2 separate regions of the Homo sapiens genome follow, and region 2 is linked to region 1. A link is a loop called in an ENCODE intact Hi-C map of the cell type or tissue named here. Cell type or tissue: dorsolateral prefrontal cortex. All regions are shown on one strand. Each heading gives the region's core, and the rest is flanking DNA. Links, peaks and the distances in the headings are about the cores only.

Region 1 (12,287 bases), core at 4,644-7,143:
GCTAACAACCCTGAAGCCCCATGAGGACACATGGGAAGACTCTATGGGAGCTGAGAAAGACCAAAAACACTCCTGTGCAAGCACTCATGGTTGAGAGATCTGAAGTATCAGCAAAAGCACAAAGTGCTTCTCTCACCCAGGGAATGTGGGGAGATGTGGGACAGTCCTGGGGAAGCATACACAAGCATGTGCAAACTCAGCCCTCTCTTTTGGAATAAACAATTACCTTATAAAAAGACAGTATCAAATTCTATTATTAGAGACCCCCTCTTATCTTCTTTTGGAATATGCTAAGAACTAACCCGTTCTCCTGTTGTTAACAACACAATGATGCCACAGGTGAGAAGTTATATATTAGGGAGGTCCAGACAGGCTTTCGTGGAAATAACACCTAATCAGGCACAGAAAGGGGGTGTAGTAGACAGAATAGCCTCAACTACCCAAAAATGTCCACATCAGAATTTCTGGACTCTGAAAATATTATGCTGTATAGCAAAAGGAAATTAAAAATGCATATGGAATTAAATTTGCTAATCAGATATCATGAGATGGGGAGACCATCTGGATGATCTGGACAGTCCTGATGTAGTCACAAAGGTCCTTATGAGTGAAAGACAGGCAGAACAATAAGTTTCAGAATGGTGCAGCTTGAGAAAGACTCAAGCAGACATTGTGGGTGGCTTTGAGGATGGAAGGGGGCCATGAGCCAAGGAATGTTGACAGCCACTAGAGCTGGAAAAGGCAAGAGAATGAATGGACTCCTAGAGCCACTAGAAAGGCATGCAGCCCTGCTGAGACCCATTTGAACTTTGGACATGCAGAACTGTATAATGACATCTTTGTGTTGCTATAAGCCATAAGGATGTAGTAATTTTCTACAGCAGAAATAGGAAACTAATATAGGGTGGATTAGCTAGTGCCTTTTTACTTTATTTGTGTGATGGCAGACTTAGAGCAGCAGGTCGATAAATTTAGCAGCAGTGATTTAGTGATGAGAGAGAAAGATGTTTCATGGCTGCATGTCTTATGTTAAATTCTATCCTAATTTGAGCTCTCCCAATGTAGAGTTAATACGGACTAGAATCAAACAGTTTCTTTGGAAATAATTCCAGTGTTCTGCTGAGATGAAATTATGAACAGTGCCCAGGTACATTAATTTTGGCTATAGTATGAAGGATTTTGTGCCGCACATTGCATTTCACATTTGTCAAAGGTATAGTAATTTTGAGAAGGGAAGATTCAAAGAATAATGCCTTAAAGAGGCATATGAGATTAACTGAAGGGAACTGAGGCCAGCTAATGTCCTTTGCTTTACTTACTCATTTACCAAATGTGTTTGGAGCTGTGCTCAGTGTAGAGACAATAAAAAAATGGCCAAACTTAGTTTGTGTTCTCAAGAGGTTAATCGTCCATTGAATGAGACAATCCTATGGATGATTAAAAGATGACCCAGCAAATACTTCCCTGGAGGCATGGACAGGAGGTGGGGAAACAGGGCATGGTGTTGGAGTGTCCCTGGGGAAAATGACCAGCAATATTTCACTGTGTGATTATCTCGCCTGATTATTCTTATTGCATACGTGAGCACTCTATTCTTGCAACAAATGTCATATTGGACTGTTTTAATTATTTACTTGCCTGTCTTCCCTAGTTGTTTTTTATGTCCTTAAAGAAAGGGCTGTATATTCTCCCATTTGAATTCCTCATGAAAACCCTGAACAATGGAGAGAGAAATAGTTTCCTGAAAAGAAAACGGTATGTATTGTATTCCAGAGTAAGCATTGCAATGGGAATACAATGGGTATATTGAGGGAAGCAAAGGAAGGTGAGGGTTTAGAAAGGAGACATGAGGAGGATTACATAATTGTTTTTGGATAATTATCCTTGGGTGCAAGAATCGGTACCAAGGGGAGCACCAGTCTGAGGTTGGACAGGAGGTTGCTGGGCAGATGTCCTCGCAGACATATTATTTTGTGTAAGGTTGCAGTGACCTTTGTGCAAGCTTGTGGTTTTTGCAGAGGCTTTTGCAGAGTTCTTATTATCAGGCATACATGAATGAGAACCCTCCATCATGGCCTTTCCCGGCTCCATTCGTCAGGGTTTTAACACAAGTGACTTCGTGAGTCCAACAACTTTTACACTAGCAACTTGCTATGGTGTGAATGTTTGTGTCCCCTTCCCCCACATTCATGTGTTGATACCTAGCCCCAAAGGTGATAGCATTAAGAGGTAAGGACTTTGGAAGGTGATTAGGTCATAAAGGTAAAGGGCTTCCTGCAGTTAAAAAAATAAAATAAAAAAAGAAGGAAGATATTGGTACCAAGTAAAGATGCAACAAGAAGGCACTGTCTACGAGAAATAAGCCCTCATCAAACACAATATCTGCTGGTGCCTTGATGTTGGACTTCCAACATTCAGATCTGTGAGCAATAAATGTTTTCTCTTTATAAAATTCCTAGTCTGTAGTATCCTTTTATAGCAGCCTGTAAGCCTGTACAGACTGACACAACTACTTCAGGTTACTCATTTGCAGGCAGAGTAAATGAGTGAATGGTAGAGTGAGTGAATGAGAGGGTGAGTGAGTGAATCAGGTGACATTTGATCTGAAGGATCTTGAAGTACAAGTAAACAATCAGTGAGATGGGATATATATATATACCAGGTGCCAGGTACAGACTATATATATAGAGAGAGAGAGAGCAAGAGCAGGTAAAGCTAACAATATTGTTCCACTTGGATTTTGATTTCAAACACATCTTGAACACTTCACTATTCTTATATACAAATGCCACTTAAACCTGGGTGCAGTCAAACCTGAAGATCCCAGCAAGAACTGGTGCCCCTGGGGTGGCCCTGTAAGCAAACTGTCCTCTTTCTCCCGACGCATAGTCACAATGACTAACACAAATGACTCACAACTGTGGACCCCCATTTCAAGGCTCCAGGACAACATGGCATATGGAAAAGGGGCCCTTGCTTTGTCCCTGGACTCAGAAATGCCCTGCCTTTCTCTCTCTCTTGTTTCCCTTGGACAACTCACTGTTGTTACTTTTCCTCCATTCTTTCTTTTGTTCACATCAGCTCTGGCTAAAACTAAAGTCGCTCCACGGTCCAGAATCAAATACCTAAATTCAAGCATTTTCCTGTGTTTAAAGAGCTATGAGGACTAAAACAATCAGAACGAGGCTGATCATAACCCATTTCTACCACTTCTAGAATTCACATCTATTATGTGTTGTTTTGTATGTTTGTTTGTTCTCTCATCTTTCAAAGCTACATGAGTCATTTCCTCTCATTTTTCTTGTTCAAGAGAAAATTAGAAAAGAGAGGCTAAAATGTTCAAAGACAGGAGTGGGGTGTGTACTCCCCTCTTGCTGTATCGGAGCTTGTCACAGAAGAAAAGTTTGAAGTCCATAGTTTTTAAGGAATAAGTCATAACCAAGCCATGTGAGCTATTTTCCCACCAACAACTTAGAGTTGAAGAAGTTTTTGTTTAAATATTCATGTAGCAAAGTTATTTAAATTGTATTTTTGATGGTAACATACTGTGGGCACTAATGAGCTTTTTTGATGATAGGTAATAATAAGAAGTGTTTCAGATGGCTTAACATGGTAATTTCTGAAATTTTAATTATTAACTAATATTTATATGTGGTTCTTAAAAACATGATTTTTGCATTTTTTTTGGAGAAGAATAAATTCTATAGTTTGAGAATTTTATTAGGAAATTAAAATTGCTATTCTTTAGATTTGCATATATCCAAATGTACTAAAACTATCTCTTGGATTTTCTTGTTTATAATATTCCCAGTGGTTTACAGACTTGCAGAATCATCATTCCTAGAGTTATAAAAAGGCAATTTTCTGCCTCACTACTTATTTTCATATAAACAGTTGAGTACATTTAGGGGTTACATTGGAGCCTATTAATAGCAAAATAGACTTTTCTAGAAACAACATTAAAACATATTACGAAGTCCCAGCATTTACATCACATTGTATAGGTGCCTTTGGAGCCAAGTGGTAAGTGCAGGGGCATAGATTTGGAGCTAGTATTAATTTCTTAAATTTGTTATAAATATTATAGATGGCTATATATACATATATACAATTTAATCCAAATTTTATAGAATTTGTGTGTGTGTGTGTGTGTGTGTGTGTGTATATATATATATATATATATATATATATATATATTTTTTTTTTTTTTTTTTTTTTTTTTTTTTAGGCAGAGTCTCTCTCTGTCACCCAGGCTGGAGTGCAGTGGCAGGATCTCCGCTTATTGCAAGCTCCGCCGCCCAGGTTCACGGCCATTCCCCTGCCTCAGCCTCCTGAATATCTGGGACTACAGACGCCCGCCACCACGGCCGGCTAATTTTTTGTATTTTTAGTAGAGACGGGGTTTCACTGTGTTAGCCAGGATGGTCTAGATCTCCTGACCTCATGATCCACCCGCCCCGGCCTCCCAAAGTGCTGGGATTACAGGTGTGAGCCACCTCGCCCGGCCCAGAATTTGTATTTTTTAAAGGCAGTGTTAGGCTTCTGGGAGGGGAATGATGATATTAATAGCTCCATTTTACAGATGAAAATGCAGAGACTGGTTAAAACAAGTAAGCTACCTATTACAGAAGAGAATGCAAGTGTACGTCAGATTCTCAACCCTATGCCACATCACACACACACACAATCACACATTCAGCACAGACTGAATGGGAGAAGGAAAATCACATGTAACCCAGAAGATCTGAATATAGGTTCTAAATATCCAAAAGTAAATACAAAGGAATCTGGAAGAAACACTATAAATATCCCATAAAACTCAGATCATTCACTACATAAATTCTGATACACAGCATAATTGCATTTTTTGGACAATCATGTAAAAATTGTAAATTTTTCATTAAGATTGCAAATGACAAATCAAACTAATTCATGGAGAACGTTGCAGCTATTATGTTAATTTTTTCCATGGTACACTTCCTTTCTCTCTCGTTGTCTCTCTGTGTTTTCTCATGTGGGAATGGGAGGTTGAAGTCAATGACATACCTTTTTCAAAACTGAAGTTCTCTGATACTATGGTTTTAAAGCAGCTACAAAATTATGCTCTCTTACTTTTTCATTCAGACAAGTAAGAAAAAAACTAAGAAGTGGAAAACAAACATTAAGGAAACTCCTACATCCAACAGTCTTGAGAAAACTAACCATTTTTTCCTTCAAGACTTGAATCTGTCTTGATGTGACCTTTAGTTTCTTAAGAAATTTTCCCAGAGTCCCTCACGCATGAAGCTTAACAGCAAGTGGCAAGAGAAGATCAATAGTGGGAAGATCCTGAAGCAATGAGGCTGGGCATCCTGACACAGTCATGTCCACAAGATGATTGACAACATGACATTTGAGCTACTCCTGTGTGTCATCAGATGAAGGTGGGGGTCACCTCAGGAGCATGAGTTTAAAAAAATGGCATGTGACCTATGGAACCATGTCTTCAGACAGAGCTGCAGCAGCAGGCATGCATCAGTGTGCCAGGCAGCACTGTGAGAAGGAATGATTCATTTTCGTCCAGAAAGGCAGCCATCCAAGAGGCAGAACCCTAAATAACGACAGAACTCAAAGCCGAGGCTACCACTGTGCTCCAAACAATATGTGTCTGTTCTACTGAAATAGCTGCTGTGCACGCTGTCAGGAGTGACATTTGTGAAAGTACTCAGTGAAGGACAAATTCGTCGAGATGGCAGCTTCTGGGAGGTTGTCAATGCAGTGGACACTTAATGTCGCTGCAACAGATTTGATAACAAATAATTTGTTGATTAAGGACTTAAAGTCACTTTTCCAGTATCTTAGCTTCTGATGATCTATGGCAAGGTAAACAATTAAAATAAGGAAAATGAACTGCAGATAAAGATAAACAAAGTCCAAAGAGATGGGACCTTAAGCATTTCACTACTAAACTGGGCCTGTAGCATTAGATTGATGAGTAGCATCATGGAAATAATAACAAAGTAAGAGTGCTTTTCACACAAAACTACAGAAAATTGGTAACAATTCATTGGGTGCAAGAATTCAAACAGTGGGCCTCTTTGACACATCTTTACTACCACAGATAGCATTAGAAATATATCATGATACCATCACAGTCCTCTGAGAATGAGAGCTGTCATGAAAGAAACATATCTTCAGTATGATAACATACACACCAGCATTTTCACACTATTAGGAAATTCTACAAAAATCAGATTTATCCTTTTATGCCATATTTTAAGTACATGCCACATGGAGTGAGAGGACAGTGCTAGACATTGATGGTATAGACATAGAAAAGTTCTAATTCCTGTACCTGAAGCAAATCAGGCCAGACCACCAGATACTTTTCAGTCCTGTGGAGTAGACCTTCAAACACGCAATAATTAAAGCACATTATGGTAAGTACTATGATTTAACTTATAAATAATATGCTAAAAAAAACACAGAAGAGAAATGCCTTTTGCTGTTTGGGGAAAGAAGAATGTGAGGCGTATTAGTCGGGGTTCTCTAGAGGGACAGAACTAATAGGATAGATGTATATATGAAGGGGAATTTATTAAGGAGAATTGACTCATGCGATCATAAGGTGAAATTCCACAATAGGCCATCTGCAAGCTGAGGAGCAAGGAAGCCAGTCTGAGTCCCAAAACCTCAAAAGTAGGGAAGCTGGCAGTGCAGCCTTCTGTCTGTGGCTGAAGGCCCAAGAGCCCAAGATGCCCTGGCAAATCACTGGTGTAAGTCCGAGAGTCCAGAAGCTGAAGAACTTGGAGTCTGATGTTCCAGGTCAGGAAGCATCCAGCACAGGAGAAAGATGAAGGCCAGAAGACTCAGCAAGTCTGCTCATTCCACTTTCTTCTGTCTGCTTTTTCTAACCATGCTGGCAGCCAAGGGGATGGTGCCCACCCAGATTAATGGTGGGTCTGCCTCTCTCAGTCCACTGACTCAAATGTTAATCTCTTTTGACAGCACCCTCACAGACATACCCAGGAACAATACTTTGCATACTTTCAGCCGAATCAAGTTAACACTCAATATTAACCATCACAGGAGGCTTTCTGCAGAATAAAATGTAAAAGATGAGTCTTGACTATCCACAAAGAGTTGGCTATTTGCAAGAAGTTGAGAGGAATTTGTTGAGAAGAATTCCTGGAAGAGAGAGTAGCTTATTGGTTATTAAGTTAGTGTGAGAGGTCTAATGGGTTTCAGGTACCACTTTTGAAATATTTTAGTCTCAGGACACTTTCTGGTTTTAAAAGTTACTTAGAACACCAAGCAATTTCTGTTTTTGAAGATTATACTTCTTAATAAATACTGTATTTGAAATTCAAACATAAATGTAAAATATATATTTATTAATATATTTTAAAATAGCAATAATAATTGTTGACATCAGGTTATTTTATGAAAAATGACTATTTTTATTAAAAGAAAGTAGCAGTTAGAGAAGTGGCATTGTTTTCCATTTGAAATCTATTAATATCTGTCATAATAGAAGACAGATGGATTCTCATCTGCTTCTGCATTTCTTCCATTGAAATATGTAGTTTTAGTAGAAATTTATAAGGAAAATTTGGTCTCACACAGATATGTATCTGAAAGAGGGAGAAGTATATGTAGCTTGCCTAGAAAATTGTGACTATTCTTCTTTAATATTACACCAAAACTCAGCAAATCATAGTTTCTCAAAGTTGAATTGCAATGTAAAATATATAGCAATTTCAACAAGCTTCTCATTTATTGTTCTTATTTTGGTCTATCTTGTAAATTTCAATGGATCTTTACCTATGCATGATTTTGATCATTTGGAAAATACTGGTTTAGTTAGGTCTACAGATCTTTAAAACATGGTATATTTTATTGTAGAATATTTTTTTAAAATCACATTTGTTAAATATCACCACAGGTCTTATCAAATCTCTGAAATATTAAGAAGTATTTAAGCTGAGGTGGATTGATAGTTCTTTTCCAAAATACTAAATTAAACTTGAAGGCTCAATTTTTATCATTGGCAGTAAATACTATCAGTTGTTTTCCTTTGATAAGAACTTTCATACGAATTAAACAAAATGCCAGTTAAATAGTCAAATATTAATACCTGCAATAAGCGACTGGGTCATTCGGTTAAGTATTCATGAAAAAGCAGGCAGTTCAATTTGCCTCTCAAACTGTTCTGTAAGTGCTTTACCTTGCGACAAATGCTTTAGGCATACTTCTCATTTCATTTTTCAGTATTACAAGATGGGATGCAAGGATTGAGATTTAATAAATTGATACATTTTGACTCTTTATCAAAGACATTTAGCATTTTCTTGAATCATGGGTTGTGGCCATGGAGAATTCATTGAGTTTCGTTTGGTGTTACCAACTTGATTCTTGCTTCTAAGGGATGGGCAAATTCACTGCGACTGCTTCCAAGGGCAAGTGGCAACATAGTGTTAATAAAAAGGTGATGACTTATCATTACTATAAAATTAGTCTTGATGCACATCACCCTTGTGCATAGGTGGAGTTTCTATGGGCAGCCCCCATGGTTCCATAGTTGAGTCCTTAGGATCTGTGAACATGCTGAGATTTCACTTCCTGGATTGTGTTATGCGGACAGTAAAATAGAAGATGGCCTGGATGTGCCCAATCTCATTACAGGAGCTGTGGACGGGAGAGGAGAGCAGATCTCAGAAAGTTTGAAACATGAGAACTTCACCCACTGTTGCTGGCTTTGGAGATGGAGGAGGTCATAGCCAAGGAAGGCAGGCAGCAACTAGAAGATGCTAGAACTAACTAGAAGTGGAAAACAACCCTGGATCAACACCCAGCATGGGAACAGGACTGTAGTCCTATGACTGTGTGAAGCCAATTCTGCAAACAACATGAATGAGGCTACACATGGCTTTCCCCTGGAATATCCAGTAGGCAGACCTGCCAACACATTGATGGTGGCCTTGGGAGACCCAGGACAGGGACTGTTCACATTTTACCTGGACTCCTGACCCATGGACACTGTTAGACCATAAATGTGTGCTGTGTTAAGCCAAAAAGTTTGCAGTAACTTGTTTGACATGAATCGAAAATTTAGAAATAGAAATAAATACACCATAAAAGGGTCTCTGGGACTCTCAAGGGCCCATAGCCTTTACTTTGAGAACTGCTGGCTTAAGACATCATTTGGTAGACAAGTAGGGGAGGACTCATCTGGGATCTGTGCTACCCCTACATTTTATAATTTCTTACATTCTATTTTGGCACAAATATCTTTTGTATGCTGAATTCAGGCTTTTCTATGTCAACTGAATCAAGTTTCAGCATTGTGAGATGAAAACTTGGGCACTCATGGCTACATTTGACCTACAGATGACAGTGTGGCCCACATACACTGGACCAAATCATTTTTTAAATTAGGTGACAACATTTAAACGTCAAGAAATATAAATGGTGACTGGAGGCAGTGGCTCACGCCTGTTATCCCTGCACTTTGGGAAGCCAAGGCAGGAGGATTGCTTGAGCCCAGGAGTTTGGGAGCAGCCTGGTCAATGCAGGGAAACCTTTCTCTAAAAAAAAAAAATTAGCTGGGCATGGTGGTGTGTGCCCGTGGTCCAAGCTGCTTGGTGGGCTGAGATGGGAAGATTGTTTGAGCCTGGGAAGTTGAGGCTGCAATGAGCTGTGATCACTCCACCACACTCCAGCCTGGGTTACAGAGCAAGACCTCATTCAAAAAAAAAAAAAAAAAAAGGAAATATAAATATAAAATATAAATGTTACATATACACAATAAAAACTATTCACCATAAAAATAAATGAAATCCTGTCTGTTGCAGCAACATGGATGGAACTGGAGGCCATTATCTGAAGTGAAACAAGTCAAATACAGAAAGACAAATATTGCATGTTCTCACTCCTAAATTGGAGCTAAAAAATGTGTACACATGGACACAGAGAGTTGAATCATAGACAATGGAGACTCAGAAAAGTGAGAGAGTGAGAGGGGTTGGATGATGAGAAATTACTTTAATAGTTAGTTATTACACCAAACACCCTGATTTACACATTACACAATCTACGCATGGAACAAAATTGCACTTGTACCCAATAAGTTTATACAAATAAAAAAAATCCAGACTGCTTTAAAATCCAGGCTTCTCTAAAAACTCACAATGTACACCAAGGTGAGCCCTGATTCTGTTAGGACGACATTCAGTTGAAGCCCACCTATTCTTCCAAGAATGTGCCTTCCAACGAATCCGAGGCTCCACAGCTGCTCAGGTGCTCCGCGTTCTTCTTCTCTTTCACCTGCGGCATCTTTCACATCACCTTCCTGATGCCTGTATCCAGTAGCTCCCAGTTAGCCTGGGAGATGGACTGAGTCAGGGGCCAGGTGATTTCATTTCCCATCTATATCCCTGGGGCTATATTTCTCCTTGGCTATAGCTACAGACTGTTTGCTAGAAGGCGGGACTCCCGCTTCACTTAGTGAAGCTTGATTTGCCCAGAGGAGGGGCAAGAGAAACAGAAAGAGAAGCAGCCCAGATGAGAGAAAAGGTGCTTTAACTTTGATTGCTGCAGATTTTCTTGGCGTTTAAGTGCTGATGAAGCAGGTATGATTTGGGAAAGATGCTTGCAAGGTTCCTAACTGGAAATTTTTAAGTTTGTTTTTTTAACTTTTTTTTTTTTTGCTGATTGTTAGATCCCGGGGTCCAGGTCCAGCCCATGCTGTGGTCTGAAGGGAGTGGGTGGATGGGCAGAAAGAACACTGGGGAAGGGAGAGGGAGGTCGTCTGCAGGTGAATATGGTTTTATTCAGCGTCAGCTCTCATCAACAGCTTTCTCACACTAGCTCTTTACACTGTGTACCCTGTCTTGGCTCCTTGAGACAGCGGCTCCTACACACGGCTGCGCGGCCAGCTCTCCTCTGCCTTCAGGGTCAGCAGCTTAACTCTTTCTCTCTCTGGGCATGAGTGCAAGCCGTGCTGTGCTGTGTCATGCTGACCCATGCCCTGGCTCCCCTCTGTCCATCTGCAAGACAGACAGCTCTGGTTCTCTCTCTTTCTCTGGGTGCCAGTGTGCCTGCCACGTCAAGCCACACTGAACTGAGCCAAGCCCTGTGCACAGCATCAGCAGGGCAATTATACCTTCTACAGACAATAGTGGCTCCAAGCCAAGCACAAACTTACACAAAGAGGTTATATAACAAGTGGAGGTGTGCTCCTCCCTGCCAAACTCTCTGAGTCATGTGGGCCCGGATATTCACCTCGGCCTATTCCTTGACCAGAGCACATCCGAGTAACTTACAGTGATAGAAGCCCCTTTTCAATGTGCATATCTATTGTGAGACTTTGGGACATTTCTAAGCACGAGGAATGTGATAACTGTGAGGGGCTCTTAGCTGCCCTTGTATCTGAGTGTCACTCACAAACACAGCGAACTTAGAGCTGTTTTAACTTTCACCAGGCACACTACTTTTTTTTTTTTTTGAGACAGTCTCACTCTGTCGCCCAGACTGCAGTGCAGTGGCGCGATCTCGGCTCACTGAAACCTACTCCTCACACCATTCTCCTGCCTCAGCCTCCCAAGTAGCTGGGACTACAGGCGCCTGCCACCATGCCCAGCTAATTTTTTGTATTTTTAGTTGAGACGGGGTTTCACCATGTTAGCCAGGATGGTCTCGATCTCCTGACCTAGTGATCCGCCCACCTCGGCCTCCCAAAGTGCTGGGATTACAGGCGTGAGCCACCGCGCTCGGCCGATATAAAGTCATTTTCAAATAGACTTGTCAAACCAGGTAATTTTTTAAAGTTTTTTGGATTGCATTATAAACAGAAAAGCACACAAATCATAACTAAACAGTTCAATGATTATCCCTAAATCAACACACTCATGAACCACAATTCAGTTCCTTGCAATTTTTACCGAATGGGGTGTCTGATGTGGTAGCCATCCTTAAAATCTTTTCTTCTGAATATACTCTCACTGATTTGAGTCTGTGGTTATAATTATATCCATCATGTTGGAAAAAAAAAAAGGATCTGCAGTAGATCAGAAAACAATTACTCTTTTTCTGTTCCCGCTGAGCTTTCAAACCCACTCCGTGGGACAAGTTTTTCTCCTGCGTGTGAACGAAGTGGAGCACAGAGGCAAACATTTTCAGTTCACTCTTTAGTGATAGACAATTTTCCAGTCATTTCTATCTGTCCATGAATAGCCTCAGTTCCATCATTAGAATGTTTAATTCAGGTGAAGAAAGAAAACATCTAAAATTCATTGGAGATGAACTCT
Region 2 (12,287 bases), core at 2,265-4,764, 82 kb after region 1:
TACAGTTACCACGCCCAAAATAAATGAAAATATCTTTTCAGGCCAGCCATGGTTGCCAGATGTGAGTTATCAATGAAATATTTTTGCTAGAAAAATGGGACCTGCTTGTGCAGGAAAAGCACAAGCATTAATAACAAATTTTACTTATGGTGTCATAGAATCTCTCATGACTTTCTACTCTTATCCCCCAGAATTTGATGTTTTACAGACTTTGTGTTTTTCTTGAAGCTCAGATGTTCAAGTTTATATGAACTGGCATTACATAAGATATTACAATGGCATTATGATAACGTACCTAGTCTGTTCACAGCATTTAAACATGTCTTTTTTCCATTATAAGGACCTATCTAGAGTTTTCATCATTTTGAATCATCCTGTCACTTATAAGTAACATTTGGAAACATACCTCTCTGTTGTTATTACCATGTGACCCATGGCTGTGGGTCAGTTCTTCTGTCCTTTTCTAGACTCCTTGCCTTACTTAAAGTTTGCTCTATTAGCTCTCAGGCATAGTAGAAACAAATAAATGTCTACATTTTATGAGCAGATATGTAACTAATTAAAAATGCTTACAACTACTATCTTGGATTTTTAAAATTTAATTTAAAGCACCAGTTTCTCCCACTCGTGTAGTGGCCTCCTTTGTCATTGTGGCTTCCAGCAGCTCACTGAATACTCTGGAAGCCCTGATGTAGAAGCAGCTAAAGGACTCTGACAGCCTCCGCTCCTGTCTTGTTTCGCACAGGGAACTCCAAGCAGTCACCTTCCAAACCATGATTCATCTGGAGAGATGAGCTAAGATAGGGCTGCTCCCTGTGGCTTTGTGGGACTCCTTCCGTCTGTGCTGCCCAGCACAGATCCGATGATCTTCATACCTGGCCTCGTTGCATCTGGCTCTCCAAAGCACAGATCTTTAGGTAATTTCTAATGAAGATTTTCTTTGGTTTTCAGCATAGGGTTCACCACTCCTGGAAGTGTCCTCAATCAGGCAACAAACCTCTGAGCTCCTCTCTGATGCCTCTCCATGAGTGTCTATCTTAGAGTTTAGGGGGACACACTGACATCTAATTCAAAAGGCAAGAGATGGCTATATATTATCCACAATATATTTTTCACCCGTCACCCTTCACTCGGTGTTGATCATTGTCTCTCAAAACCATGTGGTATTTCCTGGGGCTTTTCCTCATCACGGCTGTTAGAATCATCTCACCCTCCCCCAAATGCATGTGCTCGGGATCCTGGGAGCGTTCTTCTCAGCCTGTCAGGTAGGATGCCGACTGGCTGCCATGGAGAGCAGGAGGGGGCCCTGCGCTGATGGATAGGCTCACACTAATGAGCTGCGTGACCTTGAGTGAGTCACTTGACACCCCCAACATTTGCAGTCTGCAGATTGAGCCGACTGGACAGGGCCATTGGGTTGCAAGAGTCAATTTTTTGAATAAAATTTTACATGAAACTCTGATACAGATCATCTGTGCTGAGCTCTGATGATGAGATCCTGGGCTGCTGAGTGCTATCTGCATTTGCAAAAGGCAAACACACAAACAAACAAAAAAGAAACAAGTAGGGAGTGCTGGCCAACATCCCACTTTTCTCTTCTCACTGCACATGCAACACTCTATTTTCTGCTCTCTTGCAGTTCAGCAGAGACCAGAGACTAAGTTCTTGCCAGGCTCAGCCACGCAGACGCCTTTGTCAGGGAGTATGCACCAGGGTGAAGGCCGCAGAGCTGGTCTGTGGAGCCCAGCTTGGCTGCAGACAGCGGTAGCACCACTGTCTCTGGCTTCCAGGAGGGTAGTACCAGGGATGCTATGGTGGAGGGAGGTTTCCAGGCTGAGAGCGGCCACAGTGTTCCAAGCTGTCTCATGAGTTTTCATGGTGATGGCTGTGCTGTCCTCAATGGATGTCTTATGGGACAGCATTTTGGCCATCTGGCTTCCCCTGATTCTGTCCATTTTAAAATCTTGTTTCAAGTCTTAGAATTCAGCAAGCTAGCTAATCCTCCCCCTAAAAATCATTTTCTACTTCAGAGTGAGGTTTTGCTGCTTGCAAAATAAATAAATAAAAATTAAAAAGAAAAGGTAAAATAAAAGCATATTAAGAGAGGTTGTTAATGGCAAGAGACATTGTGTTTGTACAGGACACAAAATGATTTGCAACTCCCACCCAAACGTAGGAAATCACTGTTATCAGAGACTAGGGAGAAGGCCGGCTTCATGGCAGATGACTAATATTAGAACAGCCAATGCCTCAAAGGCGAATGTCTGTGTTTATGGACCAGGTTTGAGGGGGACGGCTGCCATGGAGAGAGGCCGGGGGAGTGGTGGAGGCAGGCGTCAGAGGTGGGAGGTGGAGATGGAGCAACTCTATAGAAGCCCCACTCTCCTTAGGACACATTTTACAAGCTGCCAGATAATTAAGTCTATTTCAGCTTCAAAATACTATACATCTAAAATATACATATTTAAGCATAGTATGAGGCCTTCATTGGACATTAGAGCATAAGAACTTCACCAATAACCTCAACACAACAACGCTGACCTCGTTCTCCTTTCAACAACTGTCATGTACTGTTTCTAGCACACATAAGCTAGATAATCTTTCTACTCATGCTGGAGACTCTTTAAGGGTAAAAACTGTGTCCCTTTTTTTTTTTTTCACATTTCCTTCAGCATTTGCATTAGGGTCACTGTATCAGAGAACCACCAACAGTCTGGATGAAAACAACAGAAACGTTTTCTCTCACAGTTCTGGAGGCTGGACGTCCAACACCCAGGCGTGGCAGGTCATGCTCCTCTGAGGCTCAGAGTGGAGTCTGGGCTCACTTTTCCCAGTTCTGGGGCGAGGGGGTGTGGGAGTGGGGTGGGCAACCTCTGGTATTTCTTGCCTTGTAGCCGCCTCACTCCAATCTTTGTCTCTGTTGTCACATGGCCTCTTTCTCCCTGTGTCTGTCTCTGTGTCTCTCCTCATCTTCTTATAAAGACATCAGTTACACTGTAGTAGTGTCCACCCTCTATCCTCAGTATGACCTAATCTCGACTCCATTGCATCAGCCAGGAGCCTATTTCCAGGTGAGGTCACACATTCACAGGACACAGTGGGTAGCACTTGGATTTATCATTTAATGGGGACTAATTCAACCAATAACCTTGCCTGATCCAGGAAAACAAACATAAATATGCATTGTTGAGCACATATTCAATGTGTTTCTCTTCTGTTCTCTCTTCACTTCTGAATAAATCAGCAGCCCAGGTTTCTTTCTTCTCCTACCTATATCTTTCCATGCATCTTTAACTTGGAAATTAAAATACTTTTCCCATCTGCAATAATCACATCCATTTCATTCTTGAGAGAAAGCGCAAGGGAATTTTTGCAGCCAGTGGTGCTTTTCTGCCTTCTCCACCACCATGACAAAGGCCAGGTCTCTGATCTCAGCATCATTCCTCCAATCAGGCCTCCTCCTCCCCTTATTCTGGAAATAGGACTGCACAAAACAAGGGGTGAGGTGGGTGTGTCTTATGAGAGTACCTCCTGGACTAGTCAATTCATTTTGTTTTCTTCTACCTTGGCTCATCTGAGCCCATCACTTTGCTCCTTACATGGTAGAGGGAAAAACATCTGGAGAGGAGTTCAAACGGGAGCACTGCTGGGAAGGAAAAATGATGCCTTAACTCTGCTGCGAAATAACCCCTGTCCCTGTCATGGATCCTGCTCTCGGCCAAGCTCTGACACACAGCTCCGAGGATGGATGACTCGGCAGCTGCAACACACGTCGGCTTGTCTGGCTGCAGACAAGAGGCATGTTTGATTTGTGTGTTTGCTGAAGCTCAGTAACAGGCAGAATCTTTTCTCTACCCTTGGAATAGACACAGAAGAATCCACTAACTTACGGAAAGAGAAAATCCACCCTGTTAACAAATTTAGGTTTTCCCCACAGCCCTCCCATTTCTCTGGCCTCTGAGGTGCTATTTGGAAAGACTTATAGATTAGCATCTGGGAAGCTTTCCAAACTGCTTGTAAAATGAATAGAAAGAAGGAAAAGATAACAAGCCATATTAGGCTGTTTTCATCTCTTTAACCACAACACTGTGGTGAGCTGAGATCAAGTCATGTTTTCTAGGGTTTCTTGTAGAAGATTAGATTTCTAGTTTGTACATCTGCTCGGGTCTAATCGCTCACCTGTTTCCACTCCTGGCTGTGTACAGCAGAAGCTCTAATTCATTTGTCTGCAATAACAGGGGGTGAGTGTGCATGATGGGAGTGTGTCCCCAGCCTCAATATATTCCTGCTTCTTGGACAGAGATTTTTGCTCAGAGTAAGAATGCATGGTCATCTCAACTCTAAATGCCCCACAGTTGCTAATGATGTATTTCATGGAGGGTCCCCATCCCTAAAAGCAATAATTAATTAACTATACAAGTGACTAATTAATAAGTCTTCACAAAAGATGCTGTGAACAGAATCCATATAAACTCTGACTGCTATAGGCATTATGGCAGGTTACATTATTTCAAACTTTACTATGTGCCAGGCATGGTGGTAAATAATTGACAACCATTATCTCATTAGATCTTCCCCAAATGCCCATGAAAGAGGGACTGTTATCTCTGTTTTTCAGATAAGGAATCTGAGAATTAGAAAGATTAAGTAATTTTCACAAAATCACAGAGATTAAACTATGGAACATTTGAGATATGAAATTAGGACTTCAGACTCCCAAATCCTTATTATAATTACTATGCTATGCTGAACCAATCAAGGGACAGAAAAATGGAAATATGGAATGGAAAAGCAGGAAAAAGCAAAAGCTTAAATATTAATTAGCAGGAGACTCAAAATAAGAAAATAAATGCTGGCATGCAAATCAAATGATAAAAATCGGAACGAATTAGAGGACACAAGTTTCCTCAAATAAGTAAGTTCTGAGCTAAATTTGGAAGCGGGAAAGATATATTTAAGGTCCTATATTTCTTTATGTGTACTTTCTGTTTTAGAAGTACTGTGGTTCTTGAAAAAGAGTCACATAGAAATATAGAGATAACACTGGTCTTGGATAGGTCATTCTATAATCTGTCATGGTTGTGGTAAAGGAAAGGAAAAACAAAAACCAAAAACAAACAAACAAACAAACAATAACATGTGTTTCTGATAGCAGCCAGAGACAGGCAAATGCCTAGGCAGATAGGGCAGGTGCCTGGTGAAACTCCACCTTCAAGCTGAAGACAGTTCAAAGCCTACCTACAAGTCTCAGGTAAGTCTTCAGACCAGATTGAGAACTTGTCTTCCCATTTGGTGCACATTCCTCTGATTGATCCCCAGCCTTCACCTGTTTTACATATGCCTACCCTTTTCTAATTGGTCTTCTACACTGCCGTGCCCACCTTTGAGTGGTACCTTTGCTTTAGCTTTCTTTGCATATTCACAAACCAATCAGAGTGGACTCCTGTATTCTGAGCCCATAAAAGTCCCGGACTCAGCCACACTGAGAGAGAAACCACCCAACTGAGGGGGTGAGGGACCACGTCGCATCCCCTCTCACTGCTGAGAGTGTTCCATCACTCAATAAAGTTATGCTCTGCCCTCCTCAGTCTTCAATCGTCAGTGTATTCTCATTCTTCTTGGATGCTGGACAAGAGCTCGAGAACCACTGAACATGGGTACAAGCTATAACACAGGCGAGCTGGGGCACACCAGGCCCAGCCATGGGCTAAGCCAGTGTGCAAGTTAGACTTGACCCAGGCGGGCTGAGTAGATGGGGTGCCCCCGCTGTGAGCCCAGCAAAAGGGCCAAGAAAAATCCTGTGTCATTTGAAGAGCAGATTCATTAATTTTATCAGTTACAAAAGGCCTTTCAATTGGCTTCCAATCATTGATATCCCTCAACAAAAATCAGAATAAATAGGCCCTTACCTGAATTCGGTGTTTTTTCACTTCATGGAAGGGAGAATTTGGGATGGCCTGAAGATAACTTTTTTGTGTGTTTTGAAAATAAGATAGAATCTTTGCCTAGAGCTGAAAGTGCAGGAGTTACAGCATGTTGTCTGAATAGTTGTACTCAACCTCTGGGCTAGAACAAGACAGGATGACGACTAAAACACAGTATGCAAGCTTAGAAAGTAGTTATTATGGGCTACGAAACCTGTAGTTTGAAAGCTTGGCTGTTTTTATGTTTCCTGTTTTTTTCTTTGCTGTTTCTGTTTTATTCTCTCTCTCAGAGTTTGTTAAAGATCTTTTGGAAAAGTCTAACCTGTGTCACCATTCCAAAGAGAATTGTTGAAGAGAGTGCCTGACTTCGGATGGAGCTTTTTGTTTTAAACAACCGTAGTATTGGTATGTTTTTTCTCAAAACAACTTATATTTCCTAGACTACAATGTAATACATATTTTTCACAGACAAAAATAAAGAGAAATGTAACATAATGAATCCATTCTAAGAGACTTTTAAAAAATTTTTGGTATCTTTCCACAATACATAGACTGATAACCTTGACTGAATCACATTGCATATGTTTTCATAACCATTTATTCATAAATATATTTCATGAAATCACTGGTGGCAGAGAGGTGGATCCCATAAAAATACTCTATTTAGCTTCTCCACCACTGCTCCCAATTCTGACTTTATAAGTAACAGTGTGAGGTACACAGAAACATCTCTGCATATATTTCTTTTGTATTCTCAATTAGTTATTAAAAATTTTCCCTGAACATCCCAAGATTCTCATTACCGTCATATCTAAGAAAACATCTCTTTTAAATGTGTGTTATTTTGTCATTATAGTTCCAATATTCCTCTTTCTCCATCTATAGTGGCAAATTAAGATGTCTCATTATTTGCCTTGTTTAGGCAGTGATTAACACATCTATTAACATGGTAGGAGTTGAGGAAAATTGTTAAAGAGTGTTGAAAAGTGTAGTAACTGATAATAGTTACCAACTGTTCATAATGCATTTAGCTTAATTTGTATGAAAAAATCGTGTTTGCAACAGCACTTGCCAATACGAAATTTTGCCAACAGTAATGATCCTTTGCTTCAAGACCTGTGATTGATTTCCACCTGGGGTCAGAAAGGATTTCTCCCTGTGCTTGAGTTTTTCATGGTTAGCTTCATTGTGGGGATGTCTGCTTTCCTCTGGAACATCTGGCACCAACTACCATCACATGCAGAATCCTGACTCAATGGACCATTAGTTTTTGTGCAGAAAGATATGTGAATTTTAAAAAGGCACTCCTGAGTATCTCTAATCAAGGCCATGTGTTATCAGTTGTAGAGAGGGGAGAAATTAGTTTGGTTCAAATCATTGCAATTCCCCCATGTGGAAACCTCTGTCCTAAAATAAACCAAGCACATCCTGGCGCCATGTGTTTAAAGACTATCAGAGACTGCTACTGGACTCCCCTCAAGTGGGCGTCATCATATGTGCTTGGAATCAGCAGGTCAGGATTCCCTGCATCCAAGGCATTCCACAAACAATGAGGAATCAGACTTCACCAACTGCAGAGACGGTGGCTGCTTCTGCTATGATTTTAGGAGTACCAAGAAACTTCCTCTGACCCCAGATAACTCCTTCCTCCTTCCTGCTTTGGCAACTCATTCCCAGCGTCAAATTATTTTTCCAATTTCAATACTCCTTTGCTTATGTTAAAATAGTAACACCCGGCCGGGCGCGGTGGCTCACGCCTGTAATCCCAGCACTTTGGGAGGCTGAGACGGGTGGGTCACGAGGTCAGGAGATCGAGGCCATCCCGGCTAACACGGCGAAACCCCGTCTCTACTAAAAATACAAAAAATTAGCCGGGCGTGGTGGCGGGCGCCTGTAGTCCCAGCTACTCGGGAGGCTGAGGCAGGAGAATGGCGCGAACCCGGTGGGCGGAGCTTGCAGTGAGCCGAGATCACGCCACTGCACTCCAGCCTGGGCGACAGAGAGAGACTCCATCTCAAAAAAAATAAATAAATAAATAAATAAATAGTAACACCCTGGGGAAAAGTCACTTCTAACCTGATAATGACTATTTATACTGAATAAAATGAGTTTGTAAAATGACAACTAGACATGTGTGGAGGAGAATTTATAAGAATCAGTGGAAATTCATCTCAGTTTGATAGGATAGATGAGACAGAAGAGGTGCGCTTGCCGTCGGGAGTGCTCAGTGGGTGGGGGAGCTGCAGCGGCTTGGTGGCTGAGTTCAGAGCCCAGAGTTAGGGTGCGCTGGGGGTCTAGGTTTAGGCTGTGGCCCCTGAAGAGCATGGGCGATTTTATCATTGTTTTTCTGTGGAAATTTGCTCCTGATTCCCATCCTCTGTTGTCACGCACCCTGGAAGAGTTATCCTGGCCTCCAATTTCCTCCTTAGTGCCTCCCTCCATTATAACACATTGCACTGACTCAGACGGATTTACTTCCAGATGTAAGTGTCCAGAGTTCTGCTGGCATTGAAGACACGGGTTGTGCTTTTTCTTTCCTCACATTCTCAGTGCTGTTAAGGCCACTAACACAGAGAAGAAGCTCAATAATAAAACTTTTCTGAAAGGAAAGAATTTTTAAAGTAACATGTGCTCGTTTACTACTTAAAATATTGTGTCTATACATTCATGCCTTTTCAACAAAGGGAGAGTGCAGGTGTACCGCCAATAACGCATGTGTTGTCTGGTGGAAGAGTGTGAGTCCTGAGACCCCAGAAGCACACAGCAGAGATTCCTTGAACTTTTCGACTACTATATGATGAAAATGCAAATTAATAGAACAATAGAGTTGAAAGAGAATTATCTATTTTGCTCCCTCCCAGTGGACCCATGACTCAATAGGACTGGGCATTGTTCTACGAATAGTCACTGAGCACATGGTAGAAGCAGGCACTGCTATTCCCCACCCTGGGCTATAGCATCGAATAAAACAAAGCACAGCCCTTCTGGAGCGTCCATTCCAACAGAAAGTAAACAGCCTTATGAGTAAAATAGAGTCTGCCAGATGGTGTTAAGAACCATGGAGAAACACAGGCAGGGAAGGGGAAAAGGGGCTATGGAATTTCAGGAAAGGGATTATTATTTGACGTAGGGTTTTAAGTAAGGTCTGCCCATAATTCAGAACCTAGAAAGGTATAGGATGTCACTTGCATTGGCATCCTAGCCGTAGCTGTCAAACTATATCTTACCAGATGATAAGCCTAGTGTCCTGCCATAGGAAGGTGAAAGGACTACAGGAATTTCTTCCCTATGACAGCCTGTTGTTCTAGATGGCCATAAAATAGCTGTCAGCCAGTTTAAAGATAAGAGAATATTGGGCAGAACAGAGACCTACAGAAAGAAGATCTGAGTCTTCAGGTTTAGCATAGCATACAGACAAAAACTGTGGGTGGGAATACTCACACAAGGGGCTGGCTACATGCAAATACACCAGACAGCGAAGAGTTTTCATAGGAAATGGTATTGCCAAAGAGATCATATACACGGATTTCAATAGCATCTATCAGGTAACCCCTAAAACAACCTGTAGTCCTGACTCATGAATCCGCTTCATGAAGAAGGATGCTGAAAAGTCTGTACAATGCCCCAGAAGAGTGGGCTCCCTAAAGCTCACCATGAACAAATATTAAAGAAGGAAAAACTTCCCAGGGAATAAGTCAGGCGCCAAGAAAGACAATGAGAAAGTGGGGGCTCTTGGACACATGGAACAGAGACAACCCAAAGCACTGAATCTGGCCTGGGGCAGCAGTGCATGGACTCACGCACAGAGTCTGAAATTGTTCTTGCCCATCGCTGACCGTGGGTTCCATTGCCCCCTTTCCTGAATAGAGGGTTCTCTAAAGTTATCCCCTTTCTACTCCCCTTTCACATTGGGCATGTTATGGGCAGGTGACGTATTTTTTATCTTATTGATACCATGGCACAAAGATTCATATCTAGCCTTGATGAAGAGGTCTGCAAGTCTCTAGACATCCTGGCATTTGAATGATGTGCAGAATAATTGGAGGTTACCCTGGGGTCATGTCTTTTGGGGAGAGAGTATGTACAGGAAATATACACAGGAATATTCAGGTGACAAAAAAGAAAAGAAAAGAAAAGAAAGACTGCAAACAAAACAGTACTTTGTGCCACAAATAATGATAATTTCTCCTTCCTTAGGAACAGTACCTCTAAATTTTAATGGAGCACAAGAGCACCTTGAGTAGATACTACATTGCCTAGGATTCCTTGCATTCAGATGTGACCCTGTGATCACGTCCCAGCTAACACGAGGAGGATAGTATAGTATATAGTATATAGATATTATACTGTGTGTTAAAGATGAATGTTTTAACTTCTGGTTTTTGTGAAAAGGGATTTATCCAAAACATTCTGCTGGCTTCTTTGTCTCCTAGTAGCGGGGGCGGCTATTGGTTTGTAAGTTTGGAAAGAATAACTACACATGCCTGGCTCCATTCTACCTTTCTTTCTCTTTGGAATAAGATGCTTGCAGGGAAAATGACCCCTGCTTCTCTACGGGGAATCTGCCTGTGGTCTGGTGTGAAGGTTCAGTATTGTCTGTGACCACCTGACCAACACACATACAATCAGGATTCTCTGTGCCATTAAAATTATATGTTAGCTTCAGTCTGCAACTCCTTTGAGTTCTTTCTCAAATTCATTAGAAATGATGCATGGAAAAATGTATTAGGTTTGTTTCATAGACCCTAAATTATGTGAAATTTCTAGGAGGTGTCCTTAAAGGCCGGGGGAAATTTGTATATTTCTTCATCTCTCCTTACTTCCAAAGGCTAGAACGTATATTGGGTGGCTAGAATTAACGAAAGCATTTCAGCTCCTGAGGTGAGAGTCAGAGTGTGAGCCTTGAAGAGCAAGAAGGTGGGAGTGGCAATAAGAAGACAAGAGCAAAAAGATGGGAGAGGCAAGAACATGGGAGGAGTGAGAAGGTGAGAGGGGTGAGGAGATGGGAGGAGTGAGGAGGTGGGAGGGGTGAGAAGGTGGGAGGGGTGAGGAGGTGGGGGGGTGAGGAGATGGGAGGAGTGAGGAGATGGGAGGAGTGAGGAGATGGGAGGGGTGAAGAGGTGGGAGGGGTGAGAAGGTGGGAGGGGTGAGAATGTGGGAGGGCTGAGGAGGTGGGAGGGGTGAGGAGGTGGTGGGGCGAGGAGATGGGAGGAGTGAGGAGATGGGAGGGGTGAAGAGGTGGGAGGGGTGAAGAGGTGGGAGGGGTGAGGAGGTGGGAGGAGTGAGGAGGTGGGAAGAGTGAGAAGATGGGAGGATTGAGAAGGTGGGAGGGTTAAGAGGTGGGAGGGGTGAGAAGGTGTTGGGGTGAGGAGATGGGAGGAACCTATGGTTCTGATTACTGTGGAGCAGTCATGTTGATCCTAGACTCTTCACGTTTCCATGAGGTCGAAAAAATGTTATTTTGCTTAGACCAATCTTGTTTGATTTTTTTTCTCATTCAGAAATATTGCCAGGTCTGAAACAAAAGGAAAACTCAGCTACTTTTTGGACAAATTGGTACAGCAAATTGAGATGTTGAGTAGACGGCTGGACATAGAAAGTTTTTAAATCTAGTTTATGTCTATTTTCTTTACCAAATTGTGGCAAGTAGTTGATATTATCTATTAACAAATCCATCATATATATGAAAAGTTAAGTTAAATACATATGGCCCAGGAAAAAAAATGATATATTTTGCCACTCCTCAAAATAAATTATTAGAAGTTTAGCAGTAGTCAGGAATGAGGACTATGTTGCAATATTGATTGTGATGGTCAGAACTATCAGGAATCTGGGTGTTCAGAGCTGGGAGAGGGTATGTACAGATGCAATGTGGGTGCCCATTATGGTATACGCTACAAGAGTTAGTATCAAAAGACTAAGGGTACAGACTACATCACGGGTAAATAATACATCAGTTATAGTAGTTACCAACCTAAAAATAAGTTGTCCCCAAAGGAGGTAACTTTGCAATAGAACACAAGACTATTTCATGTTCAAGTAACATTCCTGAGTGGTACCAAGCTCAGGGCTAGGGGAAAGAAAGAGGCAGGATAAGCTGTCTTGCAGACATTTTAGTAATTCAGACAGATGGAAGCTCTGCCATCTTTGATATGTAGTTCCCAAAGTCAATATTTTTTTCTACATCAGGTCAATGGAAAGAGCAAAACATGGGATATTATAAATACAGGATGTGGGGAGGAAAGGTCCAGACACAAGAGAAAAACAGATGTAACTTAAAGATGTGCCACAGCCTGGTTTATCACCACTAAATGGCAGTTTCAACTTTTCCCCTCATGTATAGAATATAATCACTTTTATCCA

The links. Peaks named below come from ENCODE experiments on the same cell type or tissue, not always from the same donor. Only the 100,000 strongest peaks of a DNase experiment are listed, where the experiment ranks them.
Region 2: a loop joins it to region 1, with 2.2 times the contacts of the local background. A loop is called at or near these places in 1 of 110 quality-filtered maps.

The regions. Positions count from the first base shown.
Region 1 is chr6:164,825,901-164,838,187 of GRCh38, reverse strand. No RefSeq gene overlaps it. Among named protein-coding and RNA genes, the nearest start is that of MEAT6, 10 kb to the right of the region's middle. In dorsolateral prefrontal cortex, for the core only: a CTCF peak has its summit at 5,611; a DNase peak (open chromatin) is centred at 5,577; H3K4me3 peaks cover 539 bases; H3K27ac peaks cover 1,460 bases.
Region 2 is chr6:164,741,061-164,753,347 of GRCh38, reverse strand. No RefSeq gene overlaps it. Among named protein-coding and RNA genes, the nearest start is that of MEAT6, 75 kb to the left of the region's middle. In dorsolateral prefrontal cortex, for the core only: no CTCF peak of the experiment used is centred there; a DNase peak (open chromatin) is centred at 3,747; H3K4me3 peaks cover 958 bases; H3K27ac peaks cover 1,315 bases.